Regions from separate parts of the Homo sapiens genome. Here all the other regions are linked to region 1. The links are chromatin contacts, found by Hi-C or POLR2A ChIA-PET in ENCODE. All regions are on one chromosome and are shown on one strand. Each heading gives the region's core, a stretch centred on a gene start or an enhancer-like site at or near the end of the contact. The rest is flanking DNA. Distances are from core to core; before and after follow the strand shown. Region 1 holds the start of GSKIP (GSK3B interacting protein). Region 2 holds the start of TDP1 (tyrosyl-DNA phosphodiesterase 1). Region 3 holds the start of HSP90AA1 (heat shock protein 90 alpha family class A member 1).

Region 1 (3,401 bases), core at 449-2,948:
TGATAAAATTATATACTGATTTATAGTCTCTAGCACAAATTCGCTTAAGGGTCATAATAAGGTATTTCCATAATTTAAGATTTTCTGTGGCTAAGGAAGTAAGGGTTGGGCAAAGGGTAGAAGTCACTCTATTCCTGTCAAACCCAAAAGTGAATATACTTTAAGTAAAATGCTATGCATTGAACACACAAATGCAGGTACGACTGCATGTGGTGAGTCGAAATTCAGATGAAGCACCTGTATAGCAATGAGTGAATTCACAGCCTCTAGATGACAAGTAGAAGGCAGGTTTTAAAATGTCTGAAAATTGCAACTTCAGCGCTTTTGCAACACCTGCTTTTACGATCTGTCACGTGGAGCAAAGAGGCATAACTCAACAGCACTACTAGGGCCAGACGACCATTCACAGGCTGGATACACAAACCTATCTTGTAAACATATAATCAAGCAAAAGCAGGCAAACCGGCACAAGAGGCCTTCACCTAACTTTCTTCCAGATGGCAAACGCTGCACGATGACAAACAAGGCAAACATGGTGCGCAAGCAGCCAACCCAAAACAAATAACTAGGGATTCTGACATCCAAAGGTCCTCTTCATCCTTAATCCTTCCAGAATGTCATCCCACAAGGCAGGGTTTGTTTGCCACAAAACCCTGCGGCCCCTCACATCCCGAGGGACAGTTCTGGTCACCTCCTCCCACGGACCTATTGAGCCTGCTTCACAGACCCCCGAAGCACTGACTCAATTATTCCCACAGTGTAGATTCCATTACATCTGTTAAAGTTTCCGGAACACGTGATTTAGGAGAGCAAACTTGTTAGAAACAGATTAAACAACACTCTAACACATTTCTCTGAGCCGTGTCACACTCGGGTCCAAACAATTCCCAAGGAGGGACTGACTGTCACCAATCTTGGATGGCACTGGTTCAAAGCGCCCTAAAGAGGGGAGCGAGCCCCGCCCGGCTCGCCGCCGGCAGCTCTTACCCATTTGTCCAAGGGGACCTGGGCGAGGGACCCGGTGCCTTGGTACAGGTCCAGGCTGAGCTGCTCCAGGCTCAGCTTCTCCTGCAGAAAGTGGCCCAGGTACCTCTGCAGGAGGTACCGGCAGGCCCTCTTCTTGATGGACTCCGAAAACGGCCAAGGCATAGTGACTGCTGGCAGCTGGGCTGACTGCGGCTGCGGGTTGCGACGGCTCCGGCCTCGGGGTAGCGACTCCGGCTCCAGGCCGCGGCGGGGCCTAAGCCTGGGGCGGCCCCTCCATCCCTATTTGGTGCCGGGAGTCCCTCAGGGAGACCCCATCGCCGGCGCCGCACCGCTCGCGCTGGGCCTGGCGGAGGCAAGACGCAGAGGGGTCCTCCTGGCCCCAGGCCAGGGGACTTCCGAGGAGGGTCCCAACCGGCTCGGAGAGAGTGCAAGAGAGCGCGAGAGGAGGCGGCAGGGGCTGAGGCAGCCACCGCCACTGCCGCCGCGCGACGAATTTGTTGTCATCCGCGAGGCGCGTTCCCGGCTGTAGGGACGCTCCTGGCGCGTTCACGAGACCCAGACTCCCGGCGCGCCGCCGGGCGCTGGCGGAAGTGACGCCACACTGGGGCCGCGGAAGGCGGGCAGAAGGGCGGGGGCTGGAGCAGTTCCGGCTCCGAGGGGGCGGGGCGGAAGAAGGCGGGGAGGGAGGGGGCGGCACCGCCGGTCGGCTCCAGTCGCCTCCGGAGGAAGGAAGAAGAGGACGCCGGGCGCGCAGGTGAGCGGCAGCCGGGGTGGCTGCGGGCGAGGGGCGGCCCCCGAGAAGGGCTAGGGGCTCGGGGCGCCGGCGGGCCGTCAGGCCTTCCGGATGGGGACGCGACGCCATGCAGCTGGCTGGGCCGAGAGGGGCGGCAGGCTGCAGGGGCCCCGCGCCCGTGTTAAGAGGGGTCTGGGGGCCGGTCTGGCCGGCCTGGCTCTCCCGGCTCCCCTCAGACCTCGGCGCCCCGGAAACGCACACTTGGGGCTCCGCCGTCTCCGCTGGGAGGACTGGAGCCCTTCTCGAGCATCCCCGCCCGCACCCGAGCATTGACCGGTGCCCATTGTCAGCAAGTTCTTCGGCCCCCGCCTCATTCAGGTATTGTTTCTGAGGCAGCTTCTTCGTTGCCGTTTGCCTGGCGGTTTGCAGAGCGCTTCTCGCATACGCTCGCTTAATCCTGGGTGTGTCATAGCAACGATCAGGAAACTTGGGTTTTCGAAGCATCTGTGGGCAAAACTGCATTCCTTGAGAAATGCTAAAGGCTCCTGACCCCGCCGGAACCTGGGTGAAGAACTTGGGCTGTTCTGGCAGTCTGCGCAATCGTATTTCTGCCTTTTGGGAGGTAACTCCTGCAGAGGCGGAGCCGGCTGTTAAGTTAAGTCAACCTCGAAAGGCCTGGGTGCGGGTGTTCTATGGCCCAGAAGCCAGATGTCCTTCGTTAGAATCCCGGCACTGACACCTATTAGCCGCCCAGCCACTTTGAGCGGCCACTGCCCTCCCCGAGCCCACGTTGCCTCCTTTGCCGAGTGTGAGCGGATTAAAATCTTATGTGCATGGATTTGTTGGGAAGATTAAATGATATGAGTAGGGCACGAACCTGAACAGAGTCCTGAAACATACAGCTGTTTAATCACAGTGAATTAAGACGACCAGTTTAAGGAGTGAAATGTTTACTGTCTCGGCAACTTTCATGAATGCCTTGGAAATACAGCCCAAAATATTGGTAGATGGAGAAACATCTGGTTCCCCTTTCCACAACCACCTTTTCGTTTTAGAACCAGGGTACTTTGTATGCAGTTGCTTGGATTGTTGATTTCCCTCATTCTTTGTAGACTCATCTCAAGTATTCTCAGTAACTTAGATTCCCTTGCTCTTCATTCAGAAATATTTGTTAAGGTCCATTAAATGAAAGTCACCACAGTTGATCATGTGAACAGTGTCAAGAATCAGGCCGAACCTTCAAGGAGTTTATGTTCTAAAACGGAAGCATGGTGGTACCTGCTTGTGGAGGCTGAGGCGGAAGGATCGCTTGAGCCCAGGACTTTGAGGCTGCATAATTGCATTGACGCTATCCATAGAGTGCCTGCAATTTCAAATATCAGAAAGGATCGTACGAGCTATGATCATGCCACTGCACTCCAGCCTGAACCACAGAGCAAGACCCTTTCTCTCAATAAAGTGGAAGTTTGTTCATTTATTCAGTAAATATTTATTGATTGCCTTCTGTGTGCCAAGCACTGTTCTAGGTACTGGGATTACAGCAGTGAACAGATAAATCTCTTCCTTCCTGGAACTTACATTTTATTGAAGGGAGGAGACATACAATAAATGAGTGAATAATATGCTTTGTGGTGATAAGGGCTGTTGGAAAAACGAAAGCAATGTAAAGGGAGTGGAGATG
Region 2 (3,401 bases), core at 599-3,098, 6.4 Mb before region 1:
CCTCGAAAATCTAAAACTTGGCCCAGCGGTAGAGTATGAAAATAGAATTTCATTATCCCAATATTAATTCTCAAGAAATCTTAAAGATGGACTGAAATTTTCTTAAACATGGGCTGAAATTTCCCTCAAAGTGCAAACGAGTTAACCGCTAGGTGACGCAAATTAATTCATTTAGGCCACTGAGATAAATTCTACCCAAAATTCAGTCCTGGAGTTAGGAAGGTGAGGCAAAGGGGCTGGCTTTGAAAGGCGGGAGAGATGCAGACTCAAGGTTACCATTAATAGACTATATAGAGAGAAAGGAGATGGAACTTGGAGGTAGCCGTAGTCCTGGACGGGGAGCCAGGAGCCCTGCAGCTCCAGGATCAGTCATTAACCACGACCCTTTGGACAGGCAGCCCAGGTCTTATCTGCACACCCGGCAGAGTGAGACCCAGACACGGGAGAGGAAGCGAGAGGCCCAGGCCAAGCTGAAGTCCGAGGCTCAGTCGCCCTCCGGAAACCTACTTCCACCCACTTCCTGTGTTCCGAGGGACTGGCTTCCCACGTCCGCGACCTGGCTCTGGCCTCGGAGAAGAACATCGCGACTACAACAACCGAGCCCCAGCAACCCAACCAGCTACCACCGCTTTCCCAGCCTGGCTGGCAGCCTACCGCGGCCACGCCCACCGCGGCTCAGGAAGCCGAACTTCACCGCGCAACTCCGACGTCTCCTCCCATTGGACAACCTGCCAGCCACTCGCGTTAATCCCGCAGGGCTATTGGCCAGAGTCTTTGTTTAATTACGTTTCCTTGGAGCCGCCCTGGCAGTGAGGCGCCCAGGCCTGCCCCCAGCACTTGGCTCCACCCCCTGACTGTCCCTTAACTCGTTGAGCGCGGCTGGAAATCCAAGCGCTTCTAGGTGCTGGTTCAATGCCTGGTTCATGATTTATTTCATTCTCTCCCTCCATCTTGCAATAGGTTACTTTTAATCATTTAGATCTATGACACTATGCTAAACGTTATAGGAGACAAAAAGACTGTGAACAAACAAGAAGAACCAAACGAAAAGAGCCAAGTCCAGGATTCTCGTTCAGATCAGCAAGTCATTGGGATCGAGCTCCTAGGGCAGCTACTACATCTGTTATGTCCTCAAGATAATCCCAGCACCTAGCACTGTGCCTGGCACAAAGTAGATCTTCAATGAAAGAACGAAACGAGCCGTTATATTTACACAGATGTATTTCACTCAGTCCTCTGGAAGAGATGCCTAGTGTGAAAGAGATTCCAAGAATAAATACCATAAACAGCACCGAGCCCAAATCCCACAGCAAACATCCTTATTAAAGGCAAGGAACGTGGGGCGAGTTCCTTTTCTCAGAAGATTTTACGAGAACGCAACTGTTGCGAAGAAGGAACAGACATTCGAGGTTCTGAGTCCAATGGGAACTCATTTAACTTTTTATTTTGCAGCAGATTTCAAAGTCTGCACCCAGCCCCTCCCAGGACACAGGTCTCCTTGCAGCTGCCTTTAACCTAAGCGTATCCTCTCTCCACTTTAAACCAAACGCCGCTGCATGGAGCCCTGGGAGCCTGAGCCATGAGAATCCTGTAAAGAGGGTGAGTCTTGCTATTAGTTAACTAGAGCGAAGTTAGGGGACGCCTTTCTGGTTCTCCTCTCGTTTTAAGAAGTCTCCAGGAAGTAAGCCAAGAGCTAGGAGAGACCAGGTTTCCCCAGCCCCGTCCTGGGTAAACACCCGGCGGGCTTTAGGACCCAGCGGTGGGCTCTCCGGAAGGGGAAGGGGCCGGGCCTCGAGGCACAAGCCGCTGCCGCCAGGGTTTGAACTGCGCGCATGCGCGGCGGCCGCCGAAGGGGCGGGATCCGAGGCAAGCGTTGGTTCTGTGCGCCTCAGGTACGTGTTGGGCGGCAGTGGGCGCGGACTCGGTGCGGTCTCTCGCGGGCTGCGGTCGGGCCCGGGATCCTGCTCCTGGCCGAGTCGCGGTGCGCGGGCTGCTGGGGTCCGGCAGGGCTGGAGGCGGACCGCGAGGAAGCGGCGCGGCCGGGAAGATGGGGCAGGGTCGCCTCGGCCCCGGGGCCTCGGTTTCCTCCGATCACAGCGCCTCAGGGGGCGCGCACGGGCGCTGCGGAGACCTGTGTCCTGCCGGGGCGCGGCGCTAGGGGCCCCTGCTCGGGTTTTTATTCCCAGACCTAAGCTTACAGGTGCGTGGTCCCAGAAAGTGAGTAGGAAAGCGCCCACCACGTGCCAGGCGCTTAAGCTTTCTGTGCTCGGTTTCCCAGTATAGGAGGACGGTCACGGTACGTAGTATAGAGTTGTCCTGAGGGTGAAGCGAGTTTACACTTGGTGAGGCGCTTCGAATCGTGCCTGGCCGGCCCCAAATGAGCACGCAGTAAGGTTAGCAGCTGCTGCCGTCACTTCCTCACGTTCTGAATCTGCTCCGTCCCCAACGCCTTCAGCAAGAGCCCTCTCACTTCCTTTGTCTTCAACCCATTCTCCGCAGAGTTGGAGCACACAGCTGTATTAAAAAGGCAAATCGAAGGCCGGGCGCGGTGACTCACGCCTGTCATCCTAGCACTTTGGGAGGCCGAGGCGGCTGAATCACTTGAGGTTAGGAGTTTGAGATCAGCCCGGGCAACATGGTGAAACCCCGTCTCTACAAAAATAGAAAAATTAGCCGAGCGTGATGGTGGATGCCTGTAATCCTAGCTCCTCGGGAGGCTAAGGTAGGAGAATTGCTTGAACCTGGGAGGCAGAGAGGTTGGAGTGAGCCGAGATTGCGCCATTGCGCTCCAGCCTGAGCGGCAGAGCGAGACTCTGTCTCAAAAAAATAAATGTAAATCGGACTCCCCTTCTTAAAGCCCTCAGTGGGGTCCCATTGATCATTGCATAAAATCCAATTTCTTTAACAAGTCTTCTCCCCTCACCCGCTTCGGACCACTGCCTGCCTTGCCTAAGTCCTTTCTTATGACCTCTTTCCCACCTCTGCCGGCTGGGTTCCCTCTACTTGGGAATGCTCTTCACCCCATCATTTAGACAGCAGGTTCCTTTTGGCCCTCTGGGTCTCATTTATATGTTACTTTTTAAGTATATTCCAAAGGTCACCCCTATTTTTCTGTCTCATACTTATAAAATGTAATGAATGTCTAACTCATCTTGGCTATTAAAATTTTTATGTGTGGGTCTGTCTCTTCTGCCCTGAAATTAGCTCTGCTAGGGTAGAAACTATATTGTTAACGCCTCATTCCCAGTTTTTGGTACATAATAGCTGCCCAGTAAGTTATTGAATGAATGAACTCCAGGGGGTAAGCATGATATCCATTTCACAGACTAAAAAACTGAGGCTCAGCAGTTAACTAACCTGCCCAAGTGCACATTTACTCCCTAGTCATGGCCGGGTTTGAG
Region 3 (3,401 bases), core at 544-3,043, 5.7 Mb after region 1:
AATCACCTACAGACAGAAATTCACTCTGCAATTACATAAAAACTTACAAAAAGAGTAATGGGATATCCAATAAACTGAGAATGTTTCTTCACAATCTCCTTTATTCTTCGTTCCTCCAAGTACTCAGTTTGGTCTTCTTTCAGGTGTAGGATAACTTTTGTTCCACGACCCATAGGTTCACCTGCAAGAGAAGAAAGAAAAATTGACTTAATACATTCAATTTAGTGCTCAACGCCATGCCTAACACCCTTATAACGTGTCTATAAAGCAAGGTTTGCCGTTACTACAGATGCAAAGGCCACCACAGCAGAACCTTTTGGGCAAGGTGCCTCGCCCAAAAGAACCGCCCACCAAGTCATGCCATTACACTAATTAAGTGCTCTAGCTTGTTCCTGATCGTTGGGCAAACACAAATTCTGTAAGCTTCACCGCATCCCCAGGGGTCCAAGGGTTGCAGCACCCCACCCTTCCACCGCTCACTTAACCAGTGAATGTTCAGGTGCCTACCTGTGTCTGTCCTCACTGTGAATGATCCCCCTGCTGAGGACTCCCAAGCGTACTGCTCATCATCGTTATGTTTGGTGATCACAGTTACTTTCTCAGCAACCAAATAAGCAGAATAAAAACCAACACCGAACTGGCCAATCATAGAGATATCTGCACCAGCCTGCAAAGCTTCCATGAACGCTTTGGTCCCAGACTTGGCGATAGTACCAAGGTTATTGATCAAGTCAGCCTTGGTCATTCCAATTCCAGTATCCACAATAGTGAGAGTTCGATCTTGTTTGTTCGGTATAAGGTTAATATGCAGCTCTTTCCCAGAGTCTAATTTACTGGGATCTGTCAAGCTTTCATACCGGATTTTGTCCAATGCCTGTTAACAAAAAATATTAATTTAAGCATACAGCACCCCCAAGAAGTTCACACTGAAACCAAAATCCGATTCTGGGTTAATAAGTGACTTACATCTGATGAATTTGAAATGAGCTCTCTCAGAAAGATCTCTTTGTTCGAGTAGAAAGTATTGATGATCAATGACATCAACTGGGCAATTTCTGCCTGAAAGGCGAACGTCTCAACCTCCTCCTCCTCCATCGGTTGGTCTTGGGTCTGGGTTTCCTCAGGCATCTGGAACGACACCGCGCCGGTTTAAAACCTTGCAGGACGTCTACAGAGGCAACACGAAATTCCATCGCGTTCTCCAAATATTTTTAAAGCCGAATTGGAGATTTGCGAAGTTTAAGTAAACCGAAAATAGAAGGGCGGCTGACAAAGGATGACCTCATTTCGGAGCGCGGCAACTACCACGAGCGTGTGCGCGCTTCCGGGAGGCCGCCGCAGGCCCGGGCCCAGTCCCCCGCCGCGGTCCCCAACGAACACCCCGGGTGCCCTCCCGCGCGGGCTGCGGCTCCGCCACGGCGGCCTCCTCCGCCTGCGCCCCCAGCGGGGCCGGGCGGGGGACCCCCGCGGCGGGGCCGCTCTGTTCGCGTGCGGCGCCAGCTCTGGCGCTGCTGCAGAGCCTCGGGGAGCCCGCGGCCGCCCGGCCCATTCCTGAAGCGGGGTGCGGAAACCGCAGCGGTCCCGAGGCCTCCGGAATAGAAAGCGCGGCCGCCCGGGAGCGCGGCCCTGGCTGCTTCAGGGATCTGGTCCGGCCCCCACAGCCTCCGCCCCGCGCCAGCCGCCCCCAGTCCCGGTCCCCAGTCCACCTCCACAGGCCCCCACAACCACCCGTCACCTTGGCTAAGTGACCGCACAGGACCAACGGCACAGCCACACCGGGACGCTGAAGCAACTGACGCGCCACCCCCGCGCCTGCCTTATATAGCGACGGGCCCGCCCAGCGCGCGGCGCTTTTTCCAGAAGCCTCCCGAACCTTCCGGAAGAACCCTCCCCAGCCGCCGCCGCGGCCGCGCGCCTACGCATGCGCCGTTGCCGCGGCACCCCGCCCCCGCGCCTTCCTGCGGGCGCGCGCAGGCCCTGCTCGTGGCCCGGCCCGGGCAACCTTCCCTCAATCGCCGCCGCGCGCCTCTCGCACGCCCCCGCGCCGGCCTCAATGCGCCTGCGCGGCCCGGAATTCTCGGGAAGGTCCGGGCGCCTTCTGGGGCCGCCCGCGCCCTCCGCCCTGCACCCCCACCTGCCGCGGGCGGGCGGAGGGCACGCCCGGGCGTGGGGGCCTTTGAAGTGAGGTGTAGTTGGTCACCCGGGCTGAGCGGAACGCGGGGCCGGGGTGGGAGGCGCGCCTGGAGGGAGGGTCGTGCGTGGACGGAGAGCGGCCCGGGTCTCACGCGCCCGGGAGACTTCCGGAGCCGTCGTCCTGACTGGCGCCGCGCCCGCTGCCAAAGAATCCAGCCGCAAGCGGCGCCGGGATCGCGGGGCTCTGCCCTCTGGGGGCTGTTAGCCTCAGGCTGCTGCGCACTGGGGAGGCTGTCCCGCGGCCTGCGCGCTCGGGGATTCTCCAGACCCACCGCTGGCTCGGGAGCGCTCCCTACTTTTGGGTTCCCCGAAAGCCATGTGCTTCATACTTAAGGGTCCCTTAGCTTGGGAATCGGGGACTTGGTGAACAAATTCATGCTTACCCAGCTACACCCGGCATGATTTTGAAAAGCCCATCGTTTTGCCGACCGATTTGCGGTCTCCAAATTAAGTATCTAACACTTTGGTGATTAACTTGCCCTAAAAGGTTTTTTTTTTTTTTTTTTTCTTTTTTTTTTTTTTGGACAGGCTCTCGCTTTGTCGCCCAGGCTGGGGTGCCGCGGCGGAATCTCGGCTCACTGCAGCCTCGACCCTCCCGGGCTCAGGTGATCCTCCCGCCTCAGCTTTCCCAGTAGCTGGGACGAGCGTGGGCAGAGGACCACAGGCGCGGACACCACACCTGTCTAGTTTTTGTATTTATTTGTAGAGTCGGGGTTTCACCATGTTGCCCAGGCTGGAAAAGCCAGTTTCTACATGGGAATTTTCGGATATTTTGGCCAAGGCCAGCTGTGGGAACCTTGGAGGCATTGGGGTTCCTTCGACCTGGCTTCCCTGCCTAGTCCATGTCCTCTTCCTCTTTGTCTCTGGCGCCTCCCATGATTGGGCCGCCTCCTGCCTAGACTCATAGCCAGGCCCTCGGAATAATCTGAAAGCTCCTTGCCGTGTAAAGAAACGATGGAACTACCTCCGCTTCCTGGTCTTTAGGGAAACGCAACTTGCTCAGGAGCAGGGGTTTTCAGACTGCGGCCTGGGACCCCCTTAAGAGCGTGTGAAATCAACATAAAGCGTCTTGCCTGGCATTACAAAGCGGGGGAAGTGGAAGGAAACTAGCAGCCACGTGGCGCGGGCCCCAGCGGTGGTGACCGGGTGTGTGCCTGGTCCTGTGGTAGCTGTTGCGCAGCCTGGGGGCGCGCCCCCGGCCCAGGCTT

What was found. Hi-C counts contacts between places; a loop is a spot of excess contacts on that map. ChIA-PET counts read pairs that join two places held with the same protein, here RNA polymerase II (POLR2A). Pooled maps may share reads with other maps.
Region 2: a loop to region 1 is called in a pooled map, with 26 times the contacts of the local background. The contact joins the promoter of TDP1 here to the promoter of GSKIP in region 1. A Hi-C loop is called at or near these places in 1 of 37 single-sample maps with no recorded cell type and 8 of 50 pooled maps. POLR2A ChIA-PET finds 5 or more read pairs at or near these places in 1 of 52 experiments (H1).
Region 3: a map of B cell shows a loop between it and region 1 (14-fold over the local background). The contact joins the promoter of HSP90AA1 here to the promoter of GSKIP in region 1. A Hi-C loop is called at or near these places in 4 of 168 maps with a recorded cell type or tissue (B cell, CD4-positive, alpha-beta memory T cell, ascending aorta and 1 more) and 8 of 50 pooled maps.

Annotation. Positions count from the first base shown.
Region 1 is chr14:96,361,828-96,365,228 of GRCh38, forward strand. GSKIP (GSK3B interacting protein) reads left to right here and starts at 1,699. Exons shown (of 4, transcript NM_016472.5): 1 at 1,699-1,741. It overlaps ATG2B (autophagy related 2B), which reads right to left and starts at 1,514. Exons shown (of 42, transcript NM_018036.7): 1 at 988-1,514. The coding sequence starts at 1,149. RefSeq lists enhancers at 74-143, 1,385-1,679, 1,600-2,420 and a silencer at 1,622-1,971.
Region 2 is chr14:89,954,079-89,957,479 of GRCh38, forward strand. It overlaps TDP1 (tyrosyl-DNA phosphodiesterase 1), which reads left to right and starts at 1,849. Exons shown (of 17, transcript NM_018319.4): 1 at 1,849-1,892; 2 at 2,500-2,722. It overlaps EFCAB11 (EF-hand calcium binding domain 11), which reads right to left and starts at 652. Exons shown (of 6, transcript NM_145231.4): 1 at 508-652. The coding sequence starts at 582. RefSeq lists an enhancer at 381-881 and a silencer at 1,947-2,176.
Region 3 is chr14:102,085,251-102,088,651 of GRCh38, forward strand. It overlaps HSP90AA1 (heat shock protein 90 alpha family class A member 1), which reads right to left and starts at 1,794. Exons shown (of 11, transcript NM_005348.4): 1 at 1,736-1,794; 2 at 967-1,128; 3 at 508-874; 4 at 48-181. The coding sequence starts at 1,128. RefSeq lists silencers at 1,382-1,671, 1,712-2,241, 2,302-2,351.